Linked DNA regions of Mus musculus: region 1 is linked to region 2. Evidence: chromatin loops called from intact Hi-C (ENCODE). Cell type or tissue: left cerebral cortex. All regions are shown on one strand.

The links. Peaks named below come from ENCODE experiments on the same cell type or tissue, not always from the same donor. Only the 100,000 strongest peaks of a DNase experiment are listed, where the experiment ranks them.
Region 1: it touches region 2 in a loop (5-fold over the local background); 23 of 42 quality-filtered maps call a loop at or near these places.

Annotation. Positions count from the first base shown.
Region 1 is chr3:89,959,786-89,967,785 of GRCm38, reverse strand. It overlaps Atp8b2 (ATPase, class I, type 8B, member 2), which reads left to right and starts at 4,448. Exons shown (of 28, transcript NM_001081182.3): 1 at 4,448-4,629; 2 at 6,645-6,711. The coding sequence starts at 6,681. It also overlaps the pseudogene Aqp10-ps. In left cerebral cortex, CTCF peaks have their summits at 627 (motif pointing right) and 3,251; DNase peaks (open chromatin) are centred at 5,070, 5,400, 6,314, 7,101 and 5 more places; H3K4me3 peaks cover 4,423 bases; H3K27ac peaks cover 4,403 bases.
Region 2 is chr3:90,073,549-90,081,548 of GRCm38, reverse strand. Tpm3 (tropomyosin 3, gamma) reads right to left here. Exons shown (of 10, transcript NM_001293748.1): 2 at 7,704-7,829. Among named protein-coding and RNA genes, the nearest start is that of Tpm3, 4.9 kb to the right of the region's middle. In left cerebral cortex, CTCF peaks have their summits at 1,883, 3,184 (motif pointing right) and 3,939 (motif pointing right); DNase peaks (open chromatin) are centred at 1,178, 1,984 and 3,948; H3K4me3 peaks cover 2,381 bases; H3K27ac peaks cover 1,834 bases.

The sequences.
Region 1 (8,000 bases), 110 kb after region 2:
CTCTCCATCCATCCCTTGCCTTCCCTCTCCCCACCAGCTCCTCACTCAGGGGTCCGTGGCCCAGGCTGTCACTAGTGAAGAAAACAAAGGCAACTTTTTTTTTTACCACCTGTCTGGCCAGCTCTCTGGCTGTTACAGTAGCGATCTCCGATCTCAGTGGTGTGCATGTGAATGAGTGACTGGGAACAGCCAGGTTCTTTTGGTGACTTTGTAGGCTTTATCCCCTGGAGCTTGGCCAAGTGTTCGGGACTGAGATATGGCTTTGGCTCATCCAGTCCCTCTCCTTCACCTACCTCACTCACTGTTCCTGTTCTTGACCCGACTCTTAACTCACTCAGGCAGAGATCTATGGCAGAGTGTTGGGGACAATTCTTCTGTGCCTCACATGGGCTCAGGACTTCATCAGCTTCTCTCTCTCTCTCTCTTTTTTAAAAGATTTATTTATTAATTTTATGTATATGAGTACACTGTAACTGTACAGATGTTTGGGAGCCATCATGTAACCACATGGTTGCTGGGAATTGAATTCAGGACCACTGCTCACTCCGGCCCCACTCGCTCCAGCCCCAAGATTTTTATTTATCATTATATGTAAGTACACTGTAGCTGTCTTCAGTCCCACCAGTAGAGGGCGTCAGATCTCATTTTGGATGCTTTGAACTCAGGACTGCTAAACCATCTCTCCAGCCCAGCCTGCTCTTAATACATGTATTAGAGTGCTAAGGTTGGGCCACCAGACAGTGTGCTGCAGGGGAGGCACTCCTTTTCAGGCATATTTTTTTGGAGGAGTGGGGTTCGAGACAGGGTTTCTCTGTGTAGCCCTGGCTGTCCTGGAACTCACTTTGTAGACCAGGCTGGCCTCAAACTCAGAAATCCGCCTGCCTCTGCCTCCCGAGTGCTGGGATTAAAGGCGTGTGCCACCACGCCTGGCTTCAGGGCTTCAGGCTCATATTTTGGTTTCACTGTATGATCCTGTGATCTTGGTAAATCACCTTTTTTTTTTAAGATTTATTTTTTTAATTTATTTTATTATATGTAAGTACACTCAGACACTCTAGAAGAGGGCGTCAGATCTTGTTACGGATGGTTGTGAGCCACCATGTGGTGGCTGGGATTTGAACTCAGGACCTTTGGCAGAGCAAAGGTCCTTGAATCAGGACCTTTGGAAGAACAGCCAGTGCTCTTAATCACTGAGCCATCTCTCCACTCTGGCAAATCACTTTTTAAAAAGTATATGTTTGGGTGTTTTGCCTGGATGTATGTCTGTGCAAGTACATGAGGTGTCCCAAAGAGGGCAACGGGTCCCTTGGACTGGAGTTACAGATTGTTTTGAGCTGCCATGCTGATAACCCCAGGTCCTTTCCAAGAACAACCAGTGCTCTTGATCGCTGAGCCATCTCTCCAGTTTTTGAGCCTTGTTTAAACTAAGTAATGGAAATAAGCATTGCAGGAGAAAGCATGGTGTTGTGACAGTGTTTGGCAGTGGTACCTAACACTGTCTTTCCCCTTTGATCTTGTGAAGGAGCCCACCTAAACCCAGCCTTTTCTCTGGCCATGTGCCTGGTGGGACGCCTCCCCTGGGCCAAGCTCCCCGTTTACTGCGTTGTGCAACTGCTGTCTGCTTTCTGTGCCTCAGGGGCCACTTACATTCTCTACTATGGTAAGAGAATGTGATCGGGGACAGTTGTGGGCAGAGGTGCCTTGCAAAGATGGAAACTCTGAGTGCCCCTCTCTCTTGAGGATGCCCTACAGAACTACACAGGTGGGAACCTGACAGTGACCGGTCCCAAAGAGGCAGCCTCCATTTTTGCCACTTACCCTTCCCCCTATCTGTCCCTGAACAATGGCTTCTTGGATCAGGTAAGTATGAGCAGAAGATATGGGAAAGTCCCGCACTTTGCCTTGTTTGTTGGGATCCCAGCTCGTTGTTCAGATTTTGGGTGGAATATGGGTTCATTCTACCTTGGTCCCGTAGCTTCTGCTGCACAGATGGCATAGAGGGGGTGGCACAGTGTGTTTGAGTGACAGAAGGCAAATGAAGCACCTATGTGTCACTTGATGGCTTTCCTTCGACCTCTGTCAACCTCAGGGTTCTGGGTACCTGGATGCTGATTGTGGGGCTGTTAGCGACCCTAGACAGACGGAATAAAGGAGCGCCTGCAGGTCTGGAGCCGGTGGTGGTGGGACTGCTGATCCTCACCATTGGACTATCCATGGGTGCAAACTGTGGCTTTCCACTCAACCCTGCCCGGGACCTGGGCCCAAGGATCTTCACTACTTTGCTGGCTGGGGCCCTGGCGTCTTCAGGTAGGAGACAGCTTCCCTTGGTACAGTCCTCCATTTACCCCTATTAATAGCTTTGTCCATGGTTCTCCAGATTCCTCCCCCCCCCTTTTTTTTTTGAGACAGGGTTTCACTATGTACCAGGCTGGCAGAGATCCCTCCATGTGCTGGGATTGAAGGCATGTGCTACCATGTCCAACCTGAGTTCTATCCACTTACATACTGCCCTTGTATTCTTAGAACAGTGTTCCTTCTTCAGCTGGCAAGTTCTCCCTTCCTTCATAGCTCTCCTGCATCCCCCCTCCCCCTTTTCATGCATATAGTAGGTTCAGAGGTGTCCTTGGGCATGCCATACTACTACTTTGGGCTTTAGTGACTCCATCCGTAAAAAAGTCTATTCAGTTTATTCTGCAAGACTAGAGGTTGGACTAAGTTCTGCTGGGGGTTGCTTCCTAAGTGCTTCCCATTCATGAATGTGAACCCATGCTCACTGTTGGATGTCATGACAGGAATAGTGTGAGGGCCTGCCTTACTAGTCCTGGCTTATGGGAAGAGGTGTGTCTAAGAGCCACCTCTGACCCCTCCCTTTGTCTTTCCATTACAGCGCTGGTAATGGCTGGTGGTGGGTGCCTCCAGTGGCTCCTATGGTGGGGGCCACCCTGGGCACAGCCGAATACCAGCTCCTGGTGGCTCTGCACCATCCTGAGGATTTAGAACCATTTCCAAAGGTGATGGCATCTCAACTCAAGGCTTCAGACTTGGTTACTCTAGCTCAGCTGGAGTGTAAGCTGTGACAAGGACCAATCTTATCCCACTCTGCAAGAGCACCATGAGCTGGCCAGCACGCAAGACAGATATTCTTTGTATTACTATGCCAGACTAGGACACTTCTGTTTACCACTCCTGAAGGACTCCAGACTGGTCTTCTACCCTGGGAGCTTCCAGGCACGCAGTTCCTTAAAGGAGCCGCCAGAGGGTGTGCACGCTGGCTTTGGGAAGGTTTCTAGAATCGGGTGGGTGGAGGGATCCTAGGATCCTTTGAGGGGTAGGGCCTGGGAGCTTCTCGAGAGAAGCTTGGTTTCCTCTACTCTCCCTTCTTCACTTTTTCGTCTTAAGACGAGGTCTCCCTATGGAGTACTGAAATCTTCTATGCAGACCATAACGGCTTTGACTTCAGCGTGTTACTCAACACACCTAACAAGAGTGAATCTTTTTTTTTTTTAATGGTTTTTCGAGACAGGGTTTCTCTGTATAGCTCTGGCTGTCCTGGAACTTTTTGTAGACCAGGCTGGCCTCCAATTCAGAAATCCGCCTGCCTCTGCCTCGGAGTGCTGGGATCGAAGGCGCACGCTGGGACCAAAGGCATGCGCCACCACGCCCGGTTTAAGAGTGAATCTTTTTAACAAACAAAACCCAGTTTAAGTTTGACTCGGAAGTGATGGAGCACGCCTAGGGTCTCTGAGAATTTCAGGCCTTTCAGAGCTACATAGTGAGACATCCCCTCCCACTGACTCAAAACAACAACAACAACACAACAAAACCACTCGTACTTTGTGGCATTAGGGATTTGATTTAGGGCCTAGGCAAGGGCTCTGCCTCGGAGCTATCTTCCTGTCTTCTGGCTGCCAGCTCGGGAAATCTCTACGTTTCCTACCTTTGGCCTGACAGGAGCGCCAACGACCTCAGATAGTTCTTCGAGGTGTGTGTGTCCGCGCGCGTAATATACCACCCAAGGGAATGTGGTAAGGGGCAAAGTCAACTACTTATCGTCAGGAGAACCAAGTGGAGAAACTGAGGCACAACTCCCAGTCAATGCATAGCTGTGCCTTTTCAGGAAGTGAAAGGCCTTGAGATGAGCCAGGGCGAGGAGGGAAGCACAGCAGAGACTTGGGCTAGAGAGAAGTGTGCTACGGGGCTTCTTCATCACTACTCCCGCATCAGGCTCCTCCCCGAAGATGGTTTCTGGCAGAGAAAGCAGCATTCGCTCGGTTTCTGGCTTCCAAAATAAAGCAGCAGCATCCCAGCGTCCTCCAGCCTCGCCGATTGTGTGCGTGTCCCGGCTGGAGCTTGGGACCCCCCCCTTCCCTACGCACCAAGATGGCGCACGCCGCGCCCCTCACCTCCCCAAAGCCCCTCCCGCCCCCCGCCCGTGGCCGCAGCCGTCACTTCCGCCCCGCGGCCGAAACTGACACAAAGTAGCGGGCCGGGGCCCCGGGGGGGTCAGGAGAGCCGGGCTGCTGTGGGGGGGCGGGAGCCTGCGGGCAGCGGAGCCGAGCGCCCCCGCCCCAGCCCCCGGCATGGGCCGGACGGGGCCGCCGGGCCGAGCGCCGCGCGCGGAGCGCTAAGGTAAGGCGCTGCCACCGTGGGGCCGGGGGTGTGGACCGGGAGGGTCGGCTCTGGGAGGCGCGGGCAGCGGTGCCACGGGGAGCGGCTGTGGGAGGCTGGAGAGAAGGGCTACCAGGATGGAGAGAACCGGTAGCTGTGCGCAAGCTGGGAAAATGGGGCCCCGAAGGGGCGTGCGGAGCTGGGGTGTGAGGAGTAACCTGGTGCCAGCCTTTAGGTGCCTAGAGAGGGAGTTTGGGGCTGATAGGATTTGTCCCGGGAAGGTGGAGGTCTCTCTGTGCCCCAGGAAAACCAAGGGTGCCAGGGATGTTAGCTTTGGGAGCTCAGAGCTGTGTGGTGGGTCCTGGATACTGTCCTTGGAGAGGGAAGGAAGGTGGCCTCCGGTATTATTGTTTTCTCCTGTCTCGTCTATCTGCTAGCTTCCCCTGAAAAGGCTCTTGGTTGGAAAGGAGCGGAGGCCAGACCCAGAGGAGGAGTCTTTTTTCCTTCGTGGAGCGCTGCCTCTTTCCCATGGCTGGCTATTTTTATCCCAGATGTGGCTGCAGAGGGGGCTGGGGTAGGGTGACGGGGCAAGGCGACGTGGCTGGTGGGCCTAGTCGGTTTAGAAAACCAGGATATCCTGAGAGGGGGACCTTGTTACTGCACCCCTCTCGAGGATTGGGGCCAAAGTTGTTCTCAGTCTCCCCAGGGTCCTAGAGGTAAAAGTACTTTCCTGATCTGTATCCAGACTTGACGCTTGATGGTCAGCTTGCTCCACTGTTAACTCTTTCCAAGAAGGAAGACCCAGATGTTAGGGCTAACGATGCTTGATAGCCTCCCACTCGAGTGGGGCTGGGTAGGAGCCAGCAATGCCCACCCTGCATCCTCTCCTTTAGCGTCTGGTTCCACACTCCACCCTCCCCGTGACTCATGCTCTAGATTGGGTGGAGACCCTGGCTGGGGCCCTGGAAGAGGGTTTGGCATCGCCAAATTGTTCATGAGGTTTTTCTTCCAGAGCCAAGGGGGCAGCCACTGTTGCTTGCCACAGTTGTGGAGAGTCAGGAGTGAAAAGGACTTAGTGCCCCTCAGGACTGTCTGCTCTGAGGTCAAGGAGGGAGTGCACATTAGTGAAGGGAGAGCGGGAGAGGATGGCTGGGCTAGGACCACAGTCAGTAATTACAGAGATTGGGCAGACAGGCAATTAGTATCTCTTGGGACTGACAGGCTAGAGGCAAGGGAACTAAGGAGGGGCAAGGCTTTCCATCTGAAGGAAGAGGAGTTTCCTGTGGCCTGGACTTACACCTTTTTAGGAGAAAGTACATGAGAGGGTGGGAGGAAGCAGAGGCTCTCTTGAGCCTGTTCTTAGTGTCATTCTGACTGGAGTAGACTCGGGGTGAGAGAGAATGGTGACCCCTTAGCAGGACTGGGAAGACCTCTCTGATGGCCCCAGAGGGTGGCTGGACAAGATTGAGAGGAAATGGTTTGAGGACTGTCTGCAGGAAGTGGTGGCCATGTGTCTGATGAGAACCCTCCTGGGGAGGAGGTGATAATGGAAGCCCCAGTAATGAAAGTAGGGGTGGGGACATTAGGAGCTTTCTAGAAGGGTGGAACATGGCCACCCTGCTTCCTGATGCTCTGCCAGGTGTTTCCTGGTTCCTAGCTCTCCACCCAACCCACTAGGGCACATTCTGCTTTCTAGTACCGGCAGCAGCTGTCATTGCCACTAGGACGGCACACGGGACAGCCATTGTTCCTCAGGTGGATACCTTGAGAGCTACGTCTCACTTGTTATATCTGGTCTCTTCTAGGCCCTTTCCCTATAGGCTCTGGCTTCTGTAAATTCTCAGTTCCCTCATGTTTTCCAGGACAGAGGGAAGGCCTCCCTTTTCTCTCAGGTTTTCATGTCAGTGCAGGAAGGTGAGCGTTAGTGGAGTTGGAGGAGGTGGGGAGGGCAGGGCAGAGCAGAGCTAGGATAGTTTTCAGAAGGCATCTGATGTGGGCAGTGAAGAATTCTGCGTGTGTCTGTTACTTTCTTGCAGGGTCTCCCATGGATTGCTGGAACCTTGCTGGGTGAGATGGCACTGTGTGCAAAAAAGCGCCCCCCAGGTAAGAGAGGCAAGAAGTGGGTCTCTGGGGGCATGATGAAAATGGCTGTTGTTATGACTGAGGGAGCCAAGGGAAGAGGAAGGACTAGTATGGTTCTGAGAAAAAAGGACTAGGCGTCCTGAGCGGGTAGTTTAAGAAGCTAAATTCATTTCATCCTTGGGCTGATGCTCGGCCGTGATTGCTAGTCACCAACCTCTTAACTCAAAAGCATCTGCAATACCTACTCTTTGGCCTGGGCTCTTGGGCTCTGGCCTCCTTTGCCTACCCACCGGAGTCCTCGGTTTCCCGCGGAAGGAGGGGTTGTCTGTGGGTTGAAAGCCGTTGTCCTGGACAACGCGGGCGGTCCGCTCTCCCGCATTGGCTGGGAGAGGGGGCGGGGCCATGCGCTGGCTTTCGCCTACGCGGCACTGGCAGGCTTCGGCTCTGCAGTGGGAGCAGGTGGGGCGGAGCCTGGGGCGTGGGCTCCAGGTCCGGGCCACTCGGAGCTCGCCTCAGTCCTGAGGTTCGGGAGCGGAGCTCCTGCAGAGCTGGTGGTCCCAGGCGCAGGTGGCCGTGAGGATGGCTTGGGCTGCGGGTGTCGCTCACGCCCAGCGGCCGGGGCTCCCCTCTGCGTGGCCGCAGCTCTTGCGCCTCCCTGGGGGGCCGCCCCGTAGGCGACGCTGAGGCCCAAGGACAGTCAATGCGCCTTTTAAAAACGGGATCATGACGGTCCCCAAGGAGATACCCGAGAAGTGGGCCCGGGCCGGGGCACCTCCCTCTTGGAGCCAGAAGAAGCCTTCTTGGGGGACAGGTAACGGGGAGGCAGAGTCTGGCAGCTCTCACAAATCTGTAGTTTCCCCCCTCTGACCTCCACATTCCCTTGTCTTTAGCCTCCCTTCCTCCAAAGGGCTCTTTGCGGGCCCTTTGGGACCCTCCTTTTTTCTTGCATGGTGTTTGGAGATTAGGGTCTCAGTAGGAAAGGGGACCCTTTGAGGGAAGTTTCTGGGTGTCAGATGTGTCATTTGTCTGGGGACTCTGTGGCCTGAGGTTTGTTACTGCATTGTGCTTGTTGGGGGAAGAGGTCTGGAATTCTGTCAGATGTAAGGTTGGGCAAGCTTACTGCGTAACCAAGTTACTGTCCCTTTTAAGTCTGAGGGGCTACCCTTCATCGGACACCTCTTATTCTTGGCCCTGGAGTTGGCCCTGCAGCGTGGAGTCTGCGGGGTTTAGGTTGAATGCTGCTAAATAAGGGTCACTAACAGTGATGTTCGCTTTAGAGGAAATACTTGTAAATGGTAGGAAAAAGGTTG
Region 2 (8,000 bases):
CCCTACCTACCCTAAACCACTCCCACACTTAGACATCAGCCTAACACTCTGCAGCACATGGCCAATTCTCTCCACCACACTCTCCATTTTCCCTTCTGAAGACTTCCTCATTTCTACAGCAATCTCACTAGACTTGATAAGGAGAAGTTGCAGGCATGCCAGGAGTGGCCAAGCAAGCCCACAGTAATTCCAGCACTTGGGAGGCTTATGCAGGACTGCTGGGAATGCAAATGGACACCCTGTCTCAAAACAACCATACTGGACGCCTATGGAAAGACAAGCTGTCCTCTCTATGCCCAGTTATAAAGCATTTTAATAAAGTTAAAACATTATCTTGGAAGGGAGCTGTGGTCTCCTTTTCCACACTCATCCCTTTTGCCCCCTCAAAAATAGTTACTCCTCAAATGAACATCAAAAGATTGAAAAGACACCAAAAGCAAGAGCAATAAAGAACTTCAAGCCCGGTGTGGTGGCACACGCCTTTAATCCCAGCACTCGGGAGGCAGAGGCAGGCGGATTTCTGAGTTCGAGGTCAGCCTGGTCTACAAAGTGAGTTTCAGGACAGCCAGGGCTACACGGAGAAACCCTGTCTCGAAAAACCAAAAAAAAAAAAAAAATATATATATATATATATATATGTATGTATATATAAAACTCCAGTAAGCCACTGAGTTCTTTTTCATTAGGTCCTAAGCAGGAATCCATTCATCCCACTAACACTTTCAGTTGAACAAAAACCACTGTACTGGGTTAACTGAGAAAACAGCCTCCCCCCCCCCCCCCGAAATCAGCAGCGCCACTCTCTAATCTGTTCCCATCCTCCAGTGTTCCAATCAGTCAGAAACCTTAAAACTGGCGTGGCATCTGACTCTCTGCTACACACTCCCTTATCAGCCAGCTTAGGAGGAATGTTCAAATTTGTACTGCTCACATTTCAGGCCTGAATCTGGCAGAAGTTCCTGCCTTCCAGGTCCTGATGGGCAGGGTCTAGGAACTTTGCTGGCTCCGACATTTGCTAACAACGGGCGAAGTAGCAGCTCCTCTCCCACTTCACAAGTGAGGGGCGGGAGTGCCAGTTAGTTAGGAAAGGTCCCCAGGCTCGAGGATGCGAGGAGGTGGCGCGGCCTTAAGCTCGACCAGTGAGGGAGGGAACCGCGCTTCCTCTCAGCCAACTGCTGGCTCATTTCCTGAGCAGGAGGAGGAGGGAGCGGAAAAGCCGCCAGTGGGCCAGGTCGGGGGCTTTCCGGCGGCTCCCACCTCCCACCCTCATTTTTCACAGGTTACGCTCGGCCCCTCCCAGCCCAGAGGAGCGCTCACTTCTACCCCTCAGACCGGAAACCTCAGGCGAGAGTAAAAGGTCCCCACCCTTCGCAGAGAAGTGGGGGAGGGAAAGGCCGCCGAGCCCCTCCCCTGACCGCGCCCGGCTCCGAGGGACCGAATGAATGAGCTGGGGGGAAAAAGGGAGAGGGCAGCCCGCGCCGCGCGGGGCTCGATTCTTTCCAGGGTCTAGCCTGCTCGCGTGAGCACTTAAGTTTCCTCCGCATCCGCTTACCGGGCCATCGTAATCGAGTCCCACCCAACCTTAGGACTCCATGACTAGTCCGGGTTTCCAAGGCTCCATGGAGCTGAGCACAGCAGAGGGACGCCGAGCCCTTCCCTGCTGCGCCTCGGCTCTCCGTGCGTACCTGCTCCCGGGCCCGCCTTTCTCCCTCCACTTCCCGCTGGAGGCGCTCGGCCCTTTCCTCCGCATCATCAGCTTGCTGCTGCAGAACCTGGATCTTGCGCTTTACCGCCTCGATGGTGGTGGTCCCGGCCATGGTGCCTACAAGCTGCTTCTGGAAATCAGGTTCCTACCTCCTCCGCTCGGCGTTGTAGCCGCTTTTCACCCTACTTCCGCCTGCTCCGCCCTGAAATACCGGAACTCACTCATACGCCGGGATGTGACGCCGCCGCCACCGCGCGTCCTCCCCCTGCCAAGCAGGCGGGAACGCAGTCCACTCGGGCAGCCCGCAGAAAGTGAAGGGTGGAGCCTCCCAGTAACCCTAGGCGACCACTCAGGGCCGTCTTTCCTTAGTCCAGTAAAGGGGGCGGGGTTTGGTAAGGCTACCATAGTAACTGAGAGGCGCTTCATAGTCTAGCCTCACCCACCAGGCTGTCTCGTAACAATGGCTGTCCCATTTACTAAAATGGTGCTGTCGTGAACACTTACGCAGTTGACCCCTCTCTTATCCGGTGCCTCCCTACCACTGCGTCTGCTCCCGCTCCGCAATTTAAAATATCCCATGTGCTTCCACTTCTACTCAGTCTAGGACAGATTCCAAAACCAGGTTCTGAGACAAGCCTAGACAGAAGACTCTAGCCTTCACCTTGCAAGGAGTCCCAGTGAGGTCCTTTGAAAATCTATTAGGAGGAGCTGTGGATATTGCTCAGTTTGTAAAGCACTAGCCAAGCACATTCGAAGCCCTGGGCTGAATCTCCAGGAGCACTTAAACTAGCCTAGTGGCACGTATCCATAAGTACCATTCGGTACTTAGTGGGTGAGACAGAAAGAGCAGAAATTCAAGGTCATCTTTGGCTACAGGGTGAATTTAAGGCTAGTCTGAGCTACATAAAACGCTGTCTCAAAACAACCCCCAAAACTGTTGAGACAGTTCTCTCCCATCTGGAAGTCAATAAAGGAACTACCAGATGGAAGAGATGGGCAAGTTGGCATTCTGTTAGGATCAGCTCGGGACTTAGGTGTTTTGTTTGAATATCAAGCTTCTCTCCTGTAGCTTTTGAGAGACTCCATACAAATGAGCAGTTAACATGTCACCCTCTTTGACCCCTGGAATGATTTAGGACTTGGTAATTTAATATCTGTGTGCAATCCCTCTTGTAGACAAGATATTTACACCTCTAACATATCCTTGGTGCAACAGCAAAACGATTGTGGAATCTCACCTCTAAATTGTAGTAACTTTCATTAGTTTTACTTTGGCTTTCAGGTACTCCAAAGAATGAGTTAAAAACTACTTCTACAGGACCTACCATTCAGGATTTCTGGAAGCACAACTATAAAGAGGTTTATTTTGTTTTCCCTTTGCTTCTCTAGGTCTTTTGTTTTGTTTTTTAAGATTCATTCATTTATTTATTTTACGTATGAGTGCTCTATCTACATGTGCACCTGCATGCCAGAAGAGGGCATCAGATTACATTATAAATGGTTGTGAGCTACCCTATCTTCGCTGGGAATTGAACCCAGAGCCTCTGGAAAAGCAGCCAGTGCTCTTGACCACTGCGCCATCTCTCTGGCTCCTGCTTCCCGAGTTTTTGTTTGCTTGGCTTTATTTTTGTGTTTTGCGATTGTATCTCAGGTGGTCCTGACTGGCCTCCAACTCACTTTTGTAATTTTGGGTGGTCTTAACCTCTGGGTCCTTCTGTATCAGCTTCCTGAGAACTGAAATTTCAAGTGTGAACTATCACATCTTTATTTCTCTGGATTTCTACTGCCTTCTCAGTAACTAACAATGACAAATCCCTCCTTTGATAAACCTCTTCCCTTCCCTTGAGAAATAGGATATAGAGAGGATTTAGAACTAAGAATATTAACTCGGGGCTGAGGATTTAGCTCTGTGGAGTCTCTGGGTTCAGAAAACACTTATATCTGGTTCTAGGTCTCAGGCTGTTCCTTTCTTTTGGGGAAAAAAAAAAGATTGCTGAACAATGAGACTATTCACAAAAAAAAAAAAAAACTTGAACAAACAATAATTTTCTCAGCAGCGTATCCTGTACACATTGATTACTCCCCACTTCCCCAGGAACTAAGACAGAAGACAAGGTTCTGGCATGCAGGAAAATTGTTTTGATGGCCTAAGTATTTCTCAAGCTTGTTTTGAGTTAAGTTTCATCAGAGGAGCTGCTGGTGAAAATTTTTATCATCTGAGTTCTGACCAGCAGGTGGCACTGTTGTACCTCCCTGAAACCTTAGACCTGCTCAAGGCCAATCAAAGTTGAGACAACACCAAATTGCATTCCAGAGGCCGGTTCCTTTGTACAGATAATCTCCTTGTGATCTAGGGAAGCAGATGAGTTGACTCCCGGTAGCTTTCAGAGGCATGATGGATTGGCAGCCAGAAGACCAACCAGGGCTATTGTTTTCCTAGTGACAAACAATGCAGCATACCAACAGGTGTCTGTGACCATCCCTGTCTCCTATTTCCTCATCCTTCCCAACACTTGTTCCTAAAAAAAGGGTGTTGTGACTCTTGTGTCCAGAGTCCCACCCCTTGCATTCCTCTTTCTCCTATTTGTCCCTAAACAGCTTCTAATTTCATCTTGGCTTAAGAGCATCTTATGGCTGGGATGGTGACCTGCCGCACAAACCTGAGGAACTGAATTGAGTTCCCCAGCATGCACAGAAGAGCCAGCTGTGGCTCTGCGCATCTGCAATCCCAGCACTGGGGGAGGGGCAGGGGAACAGAAACAGGCAGATCCCAGGGCTTGCTGGCCAGCTGGCCTCAGTGAGAGACCCTGGCTCCAAAAACAAGACGGACAGATATACAGGAAGGCATCCAATGCCTATCTCTGCCTCCAGACCCTCACAGGCAAGCACACACATATAAACAATACACACACACAAGGATCTTACACATGGTTACACAAAATATAAATACGTTCTTACTGTCAGCAGAGTGTAGCATAAACATGGTTAAAATTGCATATTTTGGGGCTGGAGAGATGGCTCAGTGTTTAAGAGCACTGACTGCCCTTCCAGAGGTCCTGAGTTCAATTCCCAGCAACCACATAGTGGCTCACAGCCATCTGTAATGGAGATCTGAAGCCCTCTTCTGAAGTATACTCACATACAAGAAATAAATAAGTCTGAAAAACAAAACAAAACAAAAACCTGTGTATTTTGTGTATGTATATTTTGCTACAACTTAAAACTATAACAGTAGCTAATAAACTCTGGGAAGAAAAAACAGGATTGGGCTGACCTTGCCACACCAGTGCCCTCTCTTTGTTCAAGCAGCCCTAAAAAAATCCCACACATTCAGGAAGGCTTCTCAGATAACCAAACTACTAGTGTAGACACGTAGCAGTTGGCTCCCTCATTCCTGTTTACTTATTTATTAATCTCAAGGTCGGAGGCTAAGCTGTTAGCCCTTTTTGTATTAGACAGAGCACCCTCTCCACAATGATGCACACATTCCGATCTTCGTTCTCTAAGTAAACCTCAGCGCTCTTCCCTGGTCCATGCTCTTCTCAGCTCCTACAGACACCCTCCTTGCTTTCTTGTTCTCTTCAAAGCAAAGGTCAGCAAAGTTTTAGTAAAGGGCCAGATGGAATGTCTGGCTTACAGGTCATGTGGACTCTATAGCAGTTATTTTATTGCACAGGAAAAAAAAAAAAACACTAGACATGTGTTCTCATAATACTTTACTTCCAAAACCAGTCTGTGGCAGGCTTAGCCCACAGGTGGTACTTGGAGAAAAGATGCCTTTCTTCCTGCTTCTGTTTCAACAAATTTCCCCCTCTTTTTTGTTTATTTGTTGTAGTTTTGTTTTGTTTGAAACAGATTCTCTCTCTATAGCCATAGCTGTTCTGGAACTCACCATGTAGACTAGGCTGTCCTCAAACAAAGATCTGCCTGCCTCTGCTGCCCTGCCCAGTCAATTTCTTGTTCTTGTATGGATCAATGAGAGGTACTTACTGAGTATGTGAGAAGGTAACAAAGGAGACAGGAGTAAGTTGAGGATTTAAAATAAGACAAAATTTTACATATTTAAATTTTTTTAGCCAGGTAGTGCTGGAACAGAGAGGGAGCAGCTTGTACCGGACAAGACTTTTAGACACTGAGGCTGCCTTTAGTGCTTGTCACCAGATTTGCATCACTAATCTCTGGTATTGTATATTCTAACACTCACTACACTGAGACTTTGAAAGAGGACAGCCTGGGCTAAAGAATGGCTCGGCGGGTAAGAGCACTGACTGCTCTAACAGAGGTCCTGAGTTCAAATCCCAGTAACCACATGGTGGCTCACAATCACCCATAATGAGATATTATACCCTCTTCTATCTGAAAACAGCTACAGTGTACTTATATCTAAATATTAGTAATAATAAATAGTTATATATAGTAAATTAATCTTGTTTTGTTTTGTTTTGGTTTTGGTTTTTTTTTTGTTTTTTGTTTTGTTTGTTTGTTTGTTTGTTTGTTTTCAAGACAGGGTTTCTCTGTATAGCCCTGGCTGTCCTGGAGCTCACTTTGTAGACCAGGCTGGCCTCGAACTCAGAAATCTGCCTGCCTCTGCCTCCCAAGTGCTGGGATTAAAGGTGTGCGCCACCACGCCCGGCTGTTTTTTGGTTTTTTTTTTGTTGTTTTTTTTTGAAACAGTGTTTCTCTGTGTAGCCCTGGCTGTCCTGGAACTCACTCTGTAGACCAGGCTAGCCTCAAACTCAGAAATCCGCCTGCTTCTGCCTACCAAGTGCTAGGATTAAAGGCGTGCGCCACCACTGCCCAGCAAATAAATACATCTAGAAAATATATTAGAAAAAAAAAAAAAAAGAAAGAAAGAGAAGAGCAGATGCCTCCCAGCAAAGACTGAACGTGAGCATCTAAATGCGTCCGTCGGGAGTGATCCACTCTGTCCTTTAAGCTGTTTTCCAAAACCAAACATGATTTAAAATAACATCAGCTTCTAGTTTTCTCCTCACCTGGATGCTGAGAACTGTGTATGATATGCCTGTGTAACTGACATATCCTTTTGTTGTTTTTGTTAAAACCCCTATGGGCTAGGTAAATGTAGCTGGTTGGAGGGCTGAATTTAATCCCCAGCACCCCAAATAAAAAATAAACCATCCTGTGGTACTTTTCTTCAAAGCAGATGTCCTATATAGTCTTGTGTTTCTCTTTGCAGCAAACGTCAGTGTTGGAAATGAAGGAAAGTGGGTACCAAACTGTAGTAGGAGGTGGGCAGAGGCAATTCATTTTCGTTTTAAGAGGGGAAAAGGCTCTTAAGAACTATGTAATTTATTCAGGGCTGTAGAGTAAGATCTAGGGGTACTGCCTTAGCCTGCTTCCCAGTTTCTGTTATAGTTCACCCTTGATACGTCACTGCTCTCCTATGATCAGAGTTCTCTGTAGCATCTCTATGGCATAAAGGCAGATGTCCACCTTGGCTAGGACAAATAAACCCATATAGGGCCAAGGTCAGTGTGACCTCCATTTTCTATTGTGAAATCTAAGCTGGCTTTCTTGGGTAACTGAGAGATGAGAGGCTCCCTATTAATACACACATGCACATGCCAAACCTTGTACACAAAAGCTAAGAATGTGGCATGGGGGGGTGGGGGAGTGGATACCTGAGAGCATGCATCTGGATGTGGAGGCCCCTCCTTTGTCCAGGTTCTGGAAAAGGTCATTAGATTACTGCGAAGGAGGTTGAATAGTGCAGAAATGAGATCTCTCTCTCTCTCTCTCTCTCTCTCTCTCTCTCTCTCTCGTGCATGTGTGCTAGTGTAGAACCCAGGGATCCATGCACGTTAGGAAAGCATGCTGCCACTGAACTATGCCCTCAATCTCAACATGTCTTTGAGTAAGAAAGTATACCCCAACAGAAGAGCATGCCAGCGCATTGTCATGTGCAAGAGTATTATGTTGGCATATGTCCCCACAGTCTATGGGTAAGAAGGCAAATAAGCCATCCCCCAATACTCACGTCGGCTGCCTTCTTCTCTGCTAGCTCCAGCTTCTCCTGAGCATCCTTTAAAGCTTCCGAATACTTGTCCAGCTCATCCTCTGTCCCTTTCAGCTTCTTCTGCATGGTTGCTAGTTCATCCTCTAGCTGGAGCCAGAGCCCAGAGAGTAACACACAAAGACATAAACACAACAGTGTATACTTGGACTCCAAAGAGCACTGAGCCCAGCCCCAGGAGAGACACACTTCTTCAGCCATGCTCCAGGCATCAGGCTATGGCTTCACCTCAGACCCTATAATGTCTGGCCCCAAGGTGAC